Linked DNA regions of Mus musculus: region 1 is linked to region 2. Evidence: chromatin loops called from intact Hi-C (ENCODE). Cell type or tissue: left cerebral cortex. All regions are shown on one strand.

Evidence for each region. A loop is a pair of places that touch in the nucleus more often than their neighbours do. Peaks named below come from ENCODE experiments on the same cell type or tissue, not always from the same donor. Only the 100,000 strongest peaks of a DNase experiment are listed, where the experiment ranks them.
Region 1: a loop joins it to region 2, with 6 times the contacts of the local background. A loop is called at or near these places in 5 of 42 quality-filtered maps.

Annotation. Positions count from the first base shown.
Region 1 is chr14:14,859,689-14,867,688 of GRCm38, reverse strand. Nek10 (NIMA (never in mitosis gene a)- related kinase 10) reads right to left here. Exons shown (of 35, transcript NM_001195229.1): 16 at 6,848-6,950; 17 at 6,635-6,763; 18 at 6,001-6,138; 19 at 4,188-4,233; 20 at 2,175-2,296; 21 at 1,954-2,056. Among named protein-coding and RNA genes, the nearest start is that of Nek10, 43 kb to the right of the region's middle. In left cerebral cortex, a CTCF peak has its summit at 3,772 (motif pointing left); a DNase peak (open chromatin) is centred at 3,755.
Region 2 is chr14:14,117,659-14,125,658 of GRCm38, reverse strand. It overlaps Psmd6 (proteasome (prosome, macropain) 26S subunit, non-ATPase, 6), which reads left to right and starts at 4,714. Exons shown (of 8, transcript NM_025550.3): 1 at 4,714-4,920; 2 at 5,467-5,672. The coding sequence starts at 4,776. In left cerebral cortex, CTCF peaks have their summits at 4,626 (motif pointing right) and 6,661 (motif pointing left); a DNase peak (open chromatin) is centred at 4,693; H3K4me3 peaks cover 1,414 bases; H3K27ac peaks cover 892 bases.

The sequences.
Region 1 (8,000 bases), 740 kb before region 2:
TTATATATACATACATACATACATACATACATACATACACACACATGTGTGCACACATAAACATATATTACATAAATATAACCTATTCAATCTGGATAACATTACTTGTATCTTGTAACATTACAGAAAATCACAACTAATCAAAATGTCAAATTGTAGAGCCCAGTCCCAATTGTAGAAGAGGGGGAGAAAGATTCGTAAAAGTCAGAAAACCAGGGACTTTGCTGTGAGACTGTGCTTCCTAAGAATGTTAGAAGCTACACTCACGAAGCAAACATAATTGAAGAAAGACAACAGAAGACATCAGAAATCAAACCGGGAAAGTCCAGGAGCCCTCAATCCCACACAGATTACTACTAGCTCCTAAGGAATTCTCAAAGAGGAAGACACAGTCTCCCAGGGAAGAGCAAGCAATTGGTATCCAATACCAAGTGACCAGGTTTTGTTGGTGGTGGCTTGGGGGTTTTTTCTTGTTTTGTTTTTTTAATGTATCCCTTTATCATCAATTGCTCTAGAACTTGCTGTGTTCCATAGCATCTTTATACAGAATTCATAGACAAGCCTGCACTCTAGTAGTGTGCTCTCAAACATTCTTTTACTGTAGGAATCTCAGAAGCAACCTGTGTAGAGACTAAAAGTCTACATGAAGAGTGTCTCCCCTTTGTAGCTAGTTAACCATACATATCCCAAACAAGAGGAAAAAGGCTCAGGGGAAAAATAGATTATCACTCTGAACTAAAAAGTAGTTAACCATGGAGAGTTAGAAAAATAAATATAGGGTAAAAATAAACCTTCTAATTTAGAGGGGAAAGTTTTAATTACTATTATTAGTATTGTTATTAGTATTTATTTTTTACTTATTCATTTATTTTTTGGAAACGAAAACTACATAGGACTGGCTAGCCTCAGATTGAAAGAAATCTACCTGCCTCTGCCTTTGTCTGTCTGTCTGTCTGTCTCTCTCTCTCTATCTCTTTCTTCCTGCCTTCCTGCTTCCTTGCCTCCCTGTCTCTGCCCCCTCGTACTTCCCTGCCTCTGCCTTTCTGCCTCTTCTTCTGCCTCTGCCTCTCTCTGCCTCTCTGCCTCTCTGCCTCTCTGCCTCTCTGCCTCTCTGCCTCTACCCCTGCCTCTGCCTCTCCAGTGCTGAAGTGCCCCCTAACTCTGTCCTAATCAATGAAATTTAATTTACTGTTATCTGCCTTTCTGCTACAGATGAAAACACCAACCAATGAAACAAACAGCTATGTCAAAGGATACAAGTCGCTGTGTTTGTAAAGCCCTGCAAGTCTGACACCTTTAAGACAGACTGAGATAAAGTAGTCCAAAGCAATGTGCTCAATGTGTTAATCAGCAAAGCTTCTGTTTATGAGGTAGAAAGAAAAACTCAGAAAGCATTAATTGAGGAGTTAAATTAAACACAGAAGCATCCTAAGAGTACTGTATCTCTCATATGAGCAAAACAGTCATTTAGAACAGTATTTCCATTATCCAATATTGTGCAAACATTATTGTCTCAGGGATATGGAAAGTAATTATAATTTAACAAAAGAATTTTGCTTATTGAGTTTTTTGCTATTGCTGTTTTTTGGTTTGGTTTGGTTTGGCTTTTTGAAAAAAAGTTTGGTTAAGGCTAGCACCAACTTACTATGTCACTGAAATTGGCCTTGAACTCCAGATCCATCTGCCTCCACCTTCCAATGTGTGCAAACCAATACCCAGCTCAAAAGTTAATGAAATATAAAAGTTCATTTCCTCAGCCACAGGGGCCACATTCCACTTGCCCAAGAGTATCATGTGGCTAGTGCTTACTCACTCCACTGGACAACTCAGAGAAAACATTTCCATCTATGCCAAAAGTTCTACTGACAAGCACCACCACTCTGAAATGGGGTGCATTTCTCAACTGACATTCAGAACTTCTTCAGTTAAAAAGTTGAAGACTTTTATACTTACTAACTGTCACTTTGTCCTTATCTCCCAGCATAATGTTGTTTGGCGTGAGATCTCTGTGAACAATCCTCTTCTCCTTGTGCAGATACCGAAGAGCTAAGCACAGCTTGAAACAAGAATGGAAGCAAATTTGATTCCTGCCATATACGTAACCAACAGTGTATCTCTAAGGTAGCTCAGAACTTTGTTGTATAAAGAAAATTTCAATGAAGGGTGTAGTGTACCTGTATAAATATTTTCCACAGTCGCTCTTCACTGAAATGGTGATGTTTTTCCTTCAAAGAATTAAAGTGCTCTCCAAGTGGGGCTCCTTCTATCAGCTCCATAACGATATACAACCTGTCATCTATGCAAAAGCAAAAAGGAGTCACAGAAATGTAAAGTCAGTATAAAGCCCTGGAAAACCTTCACAAATTAGAACCCGGGCTTTCCAAGGAGTGTTGGAGCACAAAACGGAAAACTTAGTGTCAGGATCCACTGAATGCTGGCAGAGCACAGAGCTGCCCTTGGGGCAGTCACAGCCTAGCAGCAACTTCCTCTGACTCCAGACTTTCTCCTCTCTGGCAAGCATAATCATTTTCTGCTTATACCATAGAATGCCTGAACCATGTCAAAGACAGTAAGCCAACTGTCTCAAGTCACGAGGCCTGCCTCTTAGTACCTCGGATCAAATAAGACGTTCAGAAAACCGCATTATAAATTGCATTTTGTATGGTGACATAGATTATGTCATACAAACTTACCCACGGATCACGCTATGATGTTGCAATAACACAGACTAAAGCACCTACCCATGACAGAGATTACTGCTAGGCCCCTCTCGAGTAGAGAGACCTGGACTCTGATTTTATGTTAGGGTTTACAAGGGTTTAGCACTGTTTGGGTTTTTGGTTTTCTTGTTGCTGTTTTTGTTCTCTGAATACACTCCTTTAAAGCCAATTTGAACTACTAATAATGATATGTGACATGTGTCTTTTCTGACTGTTGGACATACACAAAATACACACATACACAATCTGCCTGCAAAGGACAGACATCTCCCATCCTGCCCACTGGCTTCTCCACCAGTCTCACACTGCAGCATGAATGTAAGCACACTGTTCTTCCTGTTGCCTTTCACAGGATTGCAAAAATGAATAAACCATATAGCATCTCTCTTACGGACATTTATAGATTCCCAAGTTTCACCATTCCAAGAAATACATATTGCCTGCACTATGCTTAGCTGTTTGTTTTCATTTTCTCAAATTATAGTCTTCTTCATCATAGTTTATAACTTGGTAATATTATACATATTTTAAGTTTCCTTCAATTTATTTTGGAAGTCGTCAGGTTAAGTGTTTTGTTTTTGTAATGACTTGTACTTACTTCAGTCTAAGTCAGGAACTAAATCTGATAGCTTTAATTACAGGAATAATCCCGATATTAAGAACTAGCACGTAAGGAGGAAGGAGTCCATCTAAATCACTTAAAGAAGGGAAATGGGTAAAAACATAGCAATTGAGCTGCATACAGAACAGCTTCTGTTTAGTATTGAGACAGGGTCTCTCTATGCAGCCATGCCCAGCCTGAAACTCACTATGTAGATCAGGTTGTCCTCAAACACACACAGTCGGCCTCTGCCTCTCAAGTGCTGGGATTAAAGGACTGAGTCACCATGCCCGGCTAATACTTCAGGATTTTATGCTACAGATGGTTAAGTTCAATACTTCCTTCACTTGTAAACAAGCGACTGAGTTTGGCTTTGTTTGACTGTGCTCTCCATCCCACAAGCAGGAAACAAGCCAGCCAGCCTGCAGGCTCAGCCAGGACTCTGGCGCCACCTGGTGGCATCTACTGAAATTTGTGAGAAAAAAAAAAAAAAACCTTGAAGGCGGAGTCCAATCCATTTTATTAGGGGTGGAAAATGCCACTAGATGCTGCTGTGAGCTTGCAAAAAGAAAAATAAAACATCATGCTTTAGTTCTCTTTTCTCTTTTTCTTCTACAGTTCCTTTTCTGTACAATAATTTAATTATTTTTGTTTATTCACACTGTGCCTCTATATAATACAGATCAAAATATTTTAAGTATTCTCAGGTCATCAATTAAAAAATTATTTTACTGCTTAAGAAAGCAATGCCTAATAATAAAAGCCAGTAGAAAATAGCTGAATGGGTTTATTTTCTGCCAACATAATATAAATGTATATAAATAACAAACATATGTTTCCTTACTTAGAAAGCAATTCATACTTACTTTCCAAAAATGTTTTATAATAACGTACAACATTGGGATGATAAAGCTGTAAGAAAACAAATAGCAAACACTTATCAGACTCTTCAAAACACAAGCTTTTGTACACTGAAGTTTCATCTAAGACTGCCAGCTGCCATTTAAGGTTTTAAATGACTTTTTTAAGTTAATGAAAGAGACAGTGTCCTCCATGCCTTTGTGAACCAGGCTAGAAGATGCTGCACTTCCTAATGGGCAGTGGACAGGTTTAGGACTGATCAGTTCCTTAACGATTCCCTTAGCATGCTCTGCCCCAGGGTTGGGCCTCAGCTACACAGGGAGGGAGAAAGTTCTAAAAAAGAAAAATGGTGTAAAATGTCTCCAACTATTTATTTAGAATGTAGTTTCTAGGTAAAGTGTCTTGTTTCAGAGGAATTGCCATGATGTCTATAAATGGTTTGTGCCTCTGAGTGTCCCTCTGAGTGGGGCCCACGTAGCTGCTACTCACACCAACCCAGCGGTCTCAGGGTTATCAGCAGCAGAGTAGCCAGGATGTGGCTTCCCAGGCAGCAGTGACATTTGTCTGTCCCTCAGCCCTGGAAGTGTCCTTTCTGCTGCTTTTCCCACTTGGGATGGGAAGGTGTCACCAGCAGTTGCATGGAACAGGGAATAATGCCAACTTGTGCCATTCTCTAAGCCTGGTAGTTCGAAGCCTCTGTGCTGTGCTCATTGTCACCTCTTAGCAGACAGGGTCTCTCACTCCCGTACCTATGGCTTCTGTATTCCATGACATCCTTCTTTTTGGTTCAGGTGGCTCCCACAGGAGGGACAATCTTCAGTGACATCAAAATCTAAACTGTGGCACCCTGATTGGCCTCTTCTGGACCCTTTTTCTTAGGAAACGCACTTAAACAAATTAGCACCCAAATCAACTAGCAAGTGGGGACAGGATGAGTTTCTGAACGGATGGGATGGCTTCTTGCGATCTAATCCATTAGTGGTGACTTTTGTTGTAACTTAGTGATGTCAAACTATAGGTTTCAATGAATAAAGACCATGTTTGTGACACCAAGCAAACATGACTGCAGGGCGCAGTGAGGCTGGCAGCTTCCTAGAACTTAGAAACAGAAATGCACAAACAAGGAGAGCTGGGAAAGGAACCAGCATCTTCTCGGATTACAGAAAGAATTCCCATTTCTCGCCTGCGCTCCGTTTTCCTCCAATACTCCTTCATAATGACAGCTAATTGAGCGATTATGTCACATATTCATGATAATAAAAATAACCCAGAAGACAGTGGGGCCCACCCCTAATCTCAGCACTTAGGACAGGGAGCCAGGAAAGGGGGGGGCGGGTCCTGAAGGTCAGTCTGTACTACAGAGCAGGGCTAAGACCAGCCTAGACTACACAAGCCTGCTCTAGAAAGGGGAAATGAAACAAAACCTACATTTTAGATTTAATAAGCCAGACTTGAGGGGTGTCAACAGGTTGGCTTTAGCTGACTGAAGTTGGAGGGTGGTCTTTCTCAAATTCCCAGCACTCCATTAAGGGTGTCTTTCTCCTGTTCCTATGCAGTAACTCAGTAGCTAAGCATACATGGTGTGTTCTGGTTTGTAAGCTCAACTGTTTTGCATCCAAGGCCCTGCTATAAACTCCTAAAAGAGTTTCCATGACTCAATAACAAGCTTTAGGAAAAACACTGGCAAAAATATCACTGCACCAATGTCCAGTATTTCATACCGAACTGATTTATAAACGGCATGGACAAGAACAGCAGCAGAGCTCAGCTTCAATGACATTTATATCAGAGACATCTCAGAAATAAGACAATATTTACCTGCTCCTTAATTATTGTTAATTCAGAAACAATGTTCTTGACACTGCTGTCTCGGTCTTTCTTATCCTTTCCAAATGCTGGGTTATGCAAATTGACCTCCTTCATTGCTAAAAGATTTTGACCACTACGCTTTCTAACCTACAATAAGGAAAGCAATTAATTAAATGCTGAGAATTGAGGGTTAGACAAAGACAGATGAACTAGAATAACAAAATTACATACATGGTTAACCAACACATAGCATGAGAGTCTAGCTGCATTTACACTAAGCTGAGAGAGCTCAAACCTGTTACCTTCTGGTCTGGTCCCCACTGCAGGACTCAACAGGCTTTCCCTGGGCAGGTGTAGAAACACTGGTGAAAGTTTATAAACTATGTCATGCACTGGGACAAGCTATTTTGATTCATTTTCTGTGAAGGATGCCCTGTCAGGGACCAGGTACTAGAGCTGAGAGCCAAGGCAACACTCACATAATTACCACCCAGTGTTGGATACAACCAGCACTCTCATCTCTATCTGTACTTCTTCACTAGTTTTCAATGATAAGGACTTCAATTAAAATGAGTATGGCCATCTGGAGTGTTACTTCAAATTTGTTTTGAAACATGAGAACTATCTCCCAGGGCAGACTCACCTTATAAACACAGCCAAAAGCTCCACTTCCAAGGTGGTCCAACACAGCATAGTCACCTATGTACTTCAAGGGCGCTTTCTTCTGATTGATGCTTTCAATATTCTCAGCAATTTGCTTCAGCTCATCTTCCTAACCAAGTCATAAAAGGAAAATTGGTTACTACTATCCTGATCCCAGAGCAGCCTGCCCAAATATTTAGAACTCAAGACTTACCAATAGTAAATTCAACTGTGATACCAAGTCCTTATAAGCACCAATATCACGAACGTAATGTCCTATGTCAATGAAGGTCTCAAACAGGTCGGTGGGAAAAAGTCTACAGGGAAACACACACACTTAAAGTGGAGCTGGGGAACAGTGGATCAATGCTTCCCTTCTGGATACAGCTGGCTCACCAACTAACCCTACGAACAAACCTAACTTCATTAGGCAATCAGCAGAGTAAGAAGCAATATGCTCTGGCATATCATGCAGATCTGCACTCCAGCTGTAGTTCCTGCAGAGTAAGCAATGTTCTACAGATCACTGCACAGCACTGCACCTCAGTGAGCTGCACTGCATGTCACACTTGGAACCGGGGAGGGGTGGGTGGGCCTCACAGTCTTTGTTTCTATGGCAGTAAAAGACAATATAACCAACGCAGACTATACCAAAGCCTTCTTTGTAATTTATTTGGGGGTTACAGACAATAAGCATTTTAAAAGAGGATGTTTGTTGTGTTTTTTTTACTAAATATTTAGCACTTAGATTAAGTCATTTGTTACAGTTCTAAACTTAGCTCCAAGATGTAAATATCCTTTTAATTTTTAAATGTTTTATGAGAATAAAATACTGGTAACTGAAAAAAATGTAAAGAAGTATGCATTTACAAAGTTCTGGCTTCAGAGGCCTCTTAAAATATTCATTATTCATTAAAATGGATGGCTTTGGGTCATGAAATGAAAGTTTATAATAATTTTTTCCTTAAATTCAAATATCATGGAAGAATAAAGCAATAATATAATTGACACCTTCTTCACAAAGGATTTGTTATAACATCAGTTTCTCTCACCAATAACATCTGGTGACAACACTGTGGACCTAGATTGTGTTCACATGGTGCGCATGTCCCTCATGTGCAATGAATGTGTCTGCTTTCTAAGGCTTGCGCGTCCACCAGACTTGGCACCTCACATCTGGCCCATCACTGGGTCTCAGCCTATCAGGGGCACTCTTGGTTGGTAAGAGGAAATGATCAAACTAACTTTGGAATTTCTAAATGGTTTAAAAAAAAAGGTATGTATCTTGGTTCTATATATTCAAGATGTTAATATCTTTAATTAAAACCAGTGCCTGAGCAGTTGCATGGCCAGTGAGGAGTTGTCCA
Region 2 (8,000 bases):
TATAAGGAACTCAAGAAGCTAACCACCAAAAAACCAAACAACCCAATGGAAAAAAAATGGAGTATAAAACTAAACAGATAATTCACAACAGGAGAAATCTCAAATGGCTGAGAAGCACCTAAAGAAATGTTCAAAGTCATTAGTGATCAGGGAAATGCAAATCAAATGACCCTGAGATTCCACCTTACACCAATCAGAATGGCTAAGATCAATACCTCAGGTGACAACACATGTTAGAGAGGATGTGGAGAAAGAGGAACACCCCTCCATTGCTGATGGGATTGAAAACTGGTACAACCACTCTGGAAATCAATCTGGAGTTTCCTCAGAAAATTGGAAATAGATCTACCTGAAGACCCAGCTGTACCACTCTTGGGAATATACCCAAAAGTTGCCCCACCAAATGCCACAGGAGCATGTGTTCCACTATGTTCATAGCAGCCTTGCTTGTGATAGCCAGAAGTTGGAAACAACCCAGATGTCCCATGACAGAAGAATGGTTACAGAAAATGTGGTTCATTTACACAATCGATAACTACTCAGTTATTAAGAATGATAGTATACATAAGTGATCCCAAAAATTCTACCAGAGACCTCCTACAGCAGATAAACATCTTCTGCCAAGTAGCTGGATATAAAATTAACTCTAACAAATCAGTGGGCTTCCTCTACTCAAAGATAAATGGCCAGAGAAAGAAATTAAGGAAACAACACTCTTCTCAATAGTCACAAATAATATAAAATATCTTGATGTGATTCTAACCAAGCAACTGAAAGATCTGTATTACAAGAACATCAAGTCTCTGAAAGAAATAGAAGACCTGAGAAGATGGGAAGATGCCCCATGCTCACAGATTGGCAGGATTAATATAGTAAAAATGGTCATCTTGCTGAAAGCCATCTACAGATTCAATGCAATCCCCGTCAAAATTCCAACTCAATTTTTCATAGAGTTAGAAAGAGAAATTCTCAAATTCATTTGGAAAAAACAAAAAACTCAGGATAGCAAAAACTATTTTCAACATTAGTAGAACTAATGGGGAAATTACCACCCCTGGCCTCAAAATGTACTACAGAGAAATAGTGATTTAAAAAAAAAAAAAAGCATGGTATTGGTACAGAGACAGGTAGGTAGATTGATGGAATAGAATTGAAAACCCAGAAATGAACCCGGACATCTATGGTCACTTGATTTTTGACAAAGAAGCTAAAACCGTCCAGTGGTGGTGGTGGAGAAACAACATTTTCAATAAATGGTGCTGGTTCAACTGATGGTCAGTATGTAGAAGAATGCAAATCAATCCTTTCTTATCTCCTTGTACAAAGCTCAAGTCCAAGTGGATCAAGGACATCCACATAAAACCAGATAGAAAGGAAAGTGGGGGAAGAGCCTCAAACACATAGGCACAGGGAAACTTTCCTGAACAGAACACCAATGGCTTATGCTCTAAGATCAAGAGTAGACAAATGGGATCTCATAAAACTGCAAAGTTTCTGTAAGGCAAAGGACACTGTCAATAGGAGAAAATGGCACCCCACAGATTGGGAAAAGATCTTTACTAGTCCTACATCTGATAGAGGGCTATTATCCAATATATACAAAGAACTCAAGAAGTTAGACTCCAGAGAACCAAATAACCATATTTAGAAATGGAGTACAGAGCTCAACAGAGAATTCTCAGCTGAGGAGTATCAAACGGCTGAGAAACACCCCAAGATGTTCAGCATCCTTAGTCATCAGGGAAATGCACATCAGAATGATGATGCTGAGATTCTACTTCACACCAATCAGAATAGCTAAGATCAAAAATTCAGGTGACAGCAGATGCTGGTGAGGATGTGAAGAAAGAAGCACACTCCTCCATTGTTGGTGGGATTGCAAGCTAGTATTACCACTCTGGAAATCAGTCTGGTGGTTCCTGAGAAAATTGGACATAATACTACCTGAGGACCCACCTATACCACTCCTTGGCATATACCCAAAAGATGCTCCATATAACAAGGATACATGCTCTACTATGTTTATAGCAACATTATTTATAATAGGCAGAAGCTGGAAAGAACCCAGATGTCCCTCAACAGAAAAATGGATACAGAAAATGTGGTACATTTACAGAATGGAGTAATACTCAGCTATTAAAAACAATGACTTCATGAAATTCTCAGGCAAATGGATGGAACTAGAAAATATCATCCTGAGTGAGGTATCCCGGACACAAAAGAACACATATGGCATTCACTCACTGATAAGTGGATATTAGCCCAAAAGCTCACAATGCCTGTGACACAACCCACAGACCATATGGAACTTAAGAGGAAGGAAGATCAGGGTGTGGATGCTTCAGTCCTGCATTGAGTCGGAAAGAGGATGATCGTGGGATGTGGAGGGAGGGGGGATCTGGGGAGGAGAGAGGAGGGGGAGAAAACAAGGTGGGCAGTATCAGGTACTAGAGAGGATGGGAGAAAGATACAGAGGGTTAGGAAATGGAATAAAAACATGTAGCAGTAGGGGATGAGGAACTGGGGATAGCCACTGGAGATTCCCAGACTCCATGGAAAGGAGAGGGCCCCAGCACCCAGGGGGTATGAGATTATCGGAAAAGCCCAGAGAGGAGCAGATAGAACTTGTAGAGACCACCTCCAGTAGATAAGCACAGCCCGAAGCCAAGGGAAGGGACCACCTACCCATCTCAGAGTTTTTAACACAGAAATGTTCCTGTTCAAAGGAAGAACAGGGACAAAAATGGAGCAGAGACTGAAGGAAAGGCCATCTGAGAACTGCCTCACCTGGGGGTCCATCTTGTCTGCAGACACCAAACACTGTTGCTGTGGTTAAGAGGTGCTTGCTGACAGGAAGTTGCTTGGGAGTTTAGGCCAGCAACCTATCAATGCAGATGTGGATGCTTGGAGCCAACCATCAGACTGAGCTCAGGAACTTAGGTGGGGGAGCTGGTGGGAGGACTGGAGGAGCAGAGGGGGATTGCAACCCCATAGAAAGAACAACTGGATCACCCAGTGCTCCCAGGGACTAGACTACAAACCAAGGCGTGTACAGGACACTATACACTGGATCAGTGGGTAGGAGAGGGTAGGTGGGGTTGGAAGAGCACCCTCATAGAGGCAAAGGGGAAGGAAAAGAGGGCAGATATGGGATGGGGGATGGGGCTTGTGGAAGGGTTACTCGGAAGTGAGATATCATTTGAGATGTAAATGAATGGGATGATTAATAAATAAATAAACCCATTTTTTGTTTACAAGTGAATTATGGACACTAGTGTATTCGTATTTCATGCATAGTATGAACCCAGTCTTGAAATATCTCTATACTGGGCTTGATTTAAAGCTCTAGTTCCTCTTGCCCTAAACCCATTCATGAATGTCTTAGGATGCTTCCTACAGAATCTTTCTTGAAAGGATTGATGATCAGTTTCCATACAAAGTTATAACATTCTGATAACATAAAATAGCACCAATTCTAGCACATCCTTGTGTTGTACTGTTCCAAAAGTCAGACATATGGTAACCATCACATAGAGTGTGATACCTGGATCCACACATCCTTCATGGGACATCATATTTCAGAACCCAGAAGAATTTTGGGCCAGCATAAAAGATCCACTGCAGTAGAAGTTGAGCTTGTGTTCAAAGGTAAACTTCTAGTAGGAATTCAACAACTGAGATGCAAATCCTGGCTTTAAGTCTCTGTGGTAAGATAAGTCTCTGTGTTGAGATTCTCTCGGGGTAGCAGATTACAGTCATCACAATTGCAGGGCCTAACAAAAGCAAAGGACAGAAAGTCCGTGCAGTGGGTTTACTAGTTACTTTTTCTTGCTGTGATAAAACGCCATGACCAAAGCAGCTCATGAGTCTAATTTGGTTTGCACTTTCTGAGAGTCCTTAGTAGTGGCAGGGGCATAGAAACAGGCTGGAACAAGAACCTGGGAGATCACATCTTCAACCACACAGAGAGAACATAGAAAGAATTGGAAATGGGGTGAGGTCAGAAATTCTCAAACCTACCCCAGTGAGCGACTGCCTAAAGCAGGGTTTACACCTTTTTATGGTTCCTTAAGGTGTCCAAACAGCACCACCAATGGGGACCATGTGGTCAAATATTGAAACTCAGTGGGACATTTCTCATTGTGTCACACAGTAGGATTTATAGACCATTACCCATTCTGAAGACTCCTCCAACATGTGCACACAAAAATAATGTAAATCACTGAATTAATAATTGGAAACACGGGGTACTCTTTTCTTAGAATAGGGAAGAATGTGGATTTTAAATGTAAGGAAGATAGGTTCTACACAGGCCTTGTCATGTAGCTGGTGTGTAACCTTAGCTGGCCACTTTTCAAATCTCGCTATGTTCCAGTTTGTTTGTCTACAATCTGGACCAAAAGAATCTCTCCCTAGTTCAAGAGTATTGAAACAAAGATGTCCCTGGAAAACTGTTTTTATTGTTTTTCTCATCTGTGTTATATTTTAAAACTGTTGGCGGATTTCCAGATCCTATCCGTTGCAAATATTATATAAAAAGGAAGAAAAAAAGATACTCAAGAAATGAAAGTTGGGCCCAACTCTGACCTAAAGAAAAAGGGGACAGCGCCAGGTGCTCCCGCCGATGTCCAGCAGGGGACGCTGCGGGCGGCGGAGCCAGAGACGCGACCGGAAGTCAGACTGGCGGCTCTGGGGAACCTGTGACGACTCCTCCTGCTTCCGCTGGTGGCCCAGGGCTGTGCTTGGTTCTGTCAGCCGGCTCCTGTGCTGTAGCCATGCCGCTAGAAAACCTAGAAGAAGAGGGACTGCCCAAGAACCCCGACCTGCGCATCGCGCAGCTGCGGTTTCTGCTTAGCCTGCCGGAGCACCGCGGGGACGCGGCGGTGCGCGAGGAGTTGATGGCGGCCGTCCGGGAAAACAGTGAGGCCAGCGAGCGCCGAGTCAGCGGCCTAGGCGGGGCGGTCGGGGTGCCTGGCGGGCGTCTCCGGTCGAGGCTTCATGGAGACCCCTAGGGAGGCCTCCTGGACCCGAGAGGGGCTTGCTTGCCTTAGTGGGTTCTTCCCCGCCGCGAGACGTCCAGGGAAGCCTCGGGTGCTTGTCGCGGCTGGACTCCCGGCAAAGGCGCCGCGGCTTTAGTGATGCCTGTCGGTGTTTAGCTGCCGGCCAAGGGACAGTCAGGGTTCTGTCCCTAGTAGTCGAGTCGAATCGGTGTCCTTTCCCTGACATGAGGACTCCTTTGGAACAGGAGCCGACCAGAGCAAACTGAGGATTCGATTCCCTTCCCCTTGGCCTTAGTCGCGATCAGACCTGCTAAGATCGGCTCTCAAGCAGGCTCCCAGCTTCAAACCTTAGCCGTGCTACCCAGGCCCATAGTTGGGAGGCGTCTGCTAGCTGACCTTCGGTGGGGTGGGAAAAGCGAGCAGAAGCTAACAGGATACCTCATAATGCGTGATTTGTGGCTTTTAGATATGGCTCCTTATTATGAAGCCTTGTGTAAATCCCTCGACTGGCAGATGGACGTGGATCTCCTGAGTAAAATGAAGAAAGCAAACGAAGAAGAGTTGAAACGTTTGGATGAGGAGCTGGAGGATGCAGAGAAGAATCTGGGAGAAAGTGAAATTCGAGATGCAATGATGGCAAAAGCAGAGTACCTCTGTCAGATAGGTGACAAGGTCAGTGAGATGCCCTGCCCGCTCTGGGTAGGTGACAGGGTCAGTGAGATGCCCTGCCCGCTCTGGGTAGGTGACAGGGTCAGTGAGATGCCCTGCCCGCTCTGCAGATGAGAGGTGCTCCCTATTTTCTGGAGGTACAGACCAATGTTGTACATCAGTGCAAATGAGTAATATCTCACTGGATAAGAGAATCTTTCTGTTTTAACTGGAAGGATAATCATATTTACCTGTACTGAAGAGTCAGTACAGGAACAGTAGATACATGACAATGTTGCAGCACCCAATTCCCTGCTCTTAACAGAGCAAGGTGTGCGTTAGTCTTCCTTACTGTGTCATTAAAAACAAGTACACATGAGGCTAGAGAGAAGAGGCTTGGTGGTTTAAGACTGTATACTGCAGATCATCCTGGAGGAGACCTAAGTGCAGTTCCCACCACCCACATCAAGAGGTTCACAATACCAGCTCCCAGGTATCTGATCCCTCCAGCCTCCAAAGACATCTGCATTCATGCACACATACCCCCAGACACACATATACATACTTGAGAATAATAAAAATACTTCTCCAGAACAAAACAAGGGTGCAGAGGTTTTGCCCCCTCTGTTGACAACATTGGGGTCATTTTCAGTAGTAACTTAAGTGGTTGGGAAGCAAAGATTGTACATTTTAAAAGGTTTACAACTGCCAGGCAGTGGGGGCACACGCCTTTAGTCCCAGCACTTGGGAGGCAGAGGCAGGAGGACTTCTGAGTTCGAGGCCAGCCTGGTGTACAGAGTGAGTTCCAGGACAGCCAGGGCTACAGAGAAACCCTGTCTCGAATTGTTTTTTTACAGTAGGAGGCTGGAGCGATGGCTCGGGTTAAGAGTGTTGGTTGCTCTCAAAGAGGACCCGGGCTTGATTCATGATCTCCATATGAAGCTTACAGCCCACCCCACTTTAATTCCAGTTCTGGGAGATCCAATACTGTCTTCTGACCCCTGCTGGCACCTACCAGGCAAGCACCATCATGCACAGACATACATTTAGACAGTATACTCAAAGACATAAAGTAAATCTAAAAGAATTTATAGTAGTAACTTACAAAGCTCTTTGATAGTGCAGTTATGTACTTGTGTATGTATGTCTTGTAGACAATGAGTAGTGAACATGTATTTGTGTGCATGAGGTCACTGTGTCCCGCGAATCCTCCTCTTCCATGCATCTGTCACTGCATCTCAGAGAACTTTGTTACGTTCTGGATCACCGCTGCCGCATCCACATTTTGAGTAGGTTGTCTGTTCAGCTGGTCTGGATGCACGAATTGCTTCAGCTGGTTTTGCTTTAGCCAGCTGTAATAGTTGATTTTTCTTAAACAAATTGCAGTGGTGAAAAACATGTTCATATGTCTCCTAGTATATATATGCTAGTGTTTTGGGGGCTTTTTTTGTTTGTTTATTTTTGGGTTTTTTTGTTTTTTTCTGTTTTGAGACAGGGTTTCTTTGTGTAGCCCTAGCTGTCTTGAAACTAGCTCTGTAGACCAGGCTGACCTCAAACACACAGACATCTGTTTGCCTCTGCCTCCCAAACTCTGGGATTTAAAGTGGTGTGCCTCCACTGCCCATACATGCTAGTGTTTCTTTAGGACACTGTTTAGTCTGAGGTGAAATTGCTGGGAGAGTGAACACTTATTTTCCTGTATGTGGCCATTTGTTGTAAGTAATCCTAGTGCTGGGTCTACTCTTTAGCATTTGAGTGTAGGCTGACATGGTTCCAGTATTTAAAAATAGTGTGAGCTCTTGGGTCAGATGGCCTGGATTATATTTCCAGCCTCAATAGTCATTATTTACTGCAGCTGCAGTTTTCTCATGTAAAGTAGGATGATGCGTTTCTACCTAGTGCTGTTTAAAGATACAGGGAAAGAGTTTAGAACTGCACTAGCCCAAAGAAAGGGCTTAAATTATAAACTGTTGAATTTTAATTTAAAACTTTAAAAAAATTTTTTAAATTTAGTAGTGGTCATTTTAAAAACTTAGAAATATAGTGGGGGAAAAACCTTGAAATGTAGTATGAGTATGGTTTGGTTTGAAAAGGTAGTCAGTATGTATGTGACGAGTGAAGGTTTTGTTTCAGGTCTTGAATTTAATCATTATGGCTTAGTCAGCATTGGGTGATTGCTGTTTGTGTTAAGGCTATATTCCTTCTATGTTGGCTCACAGCATTCTCCCCAAAAGAGTAATCAGGTTTTTTTCTTTTACTGACTGTTTCTAAATGTTTGATGGTTGCAGTGGTTTTATTATTACTTGTATTTATCATCAATCTTTTGACGCTTAGTTCATTGCAGATGTTAGT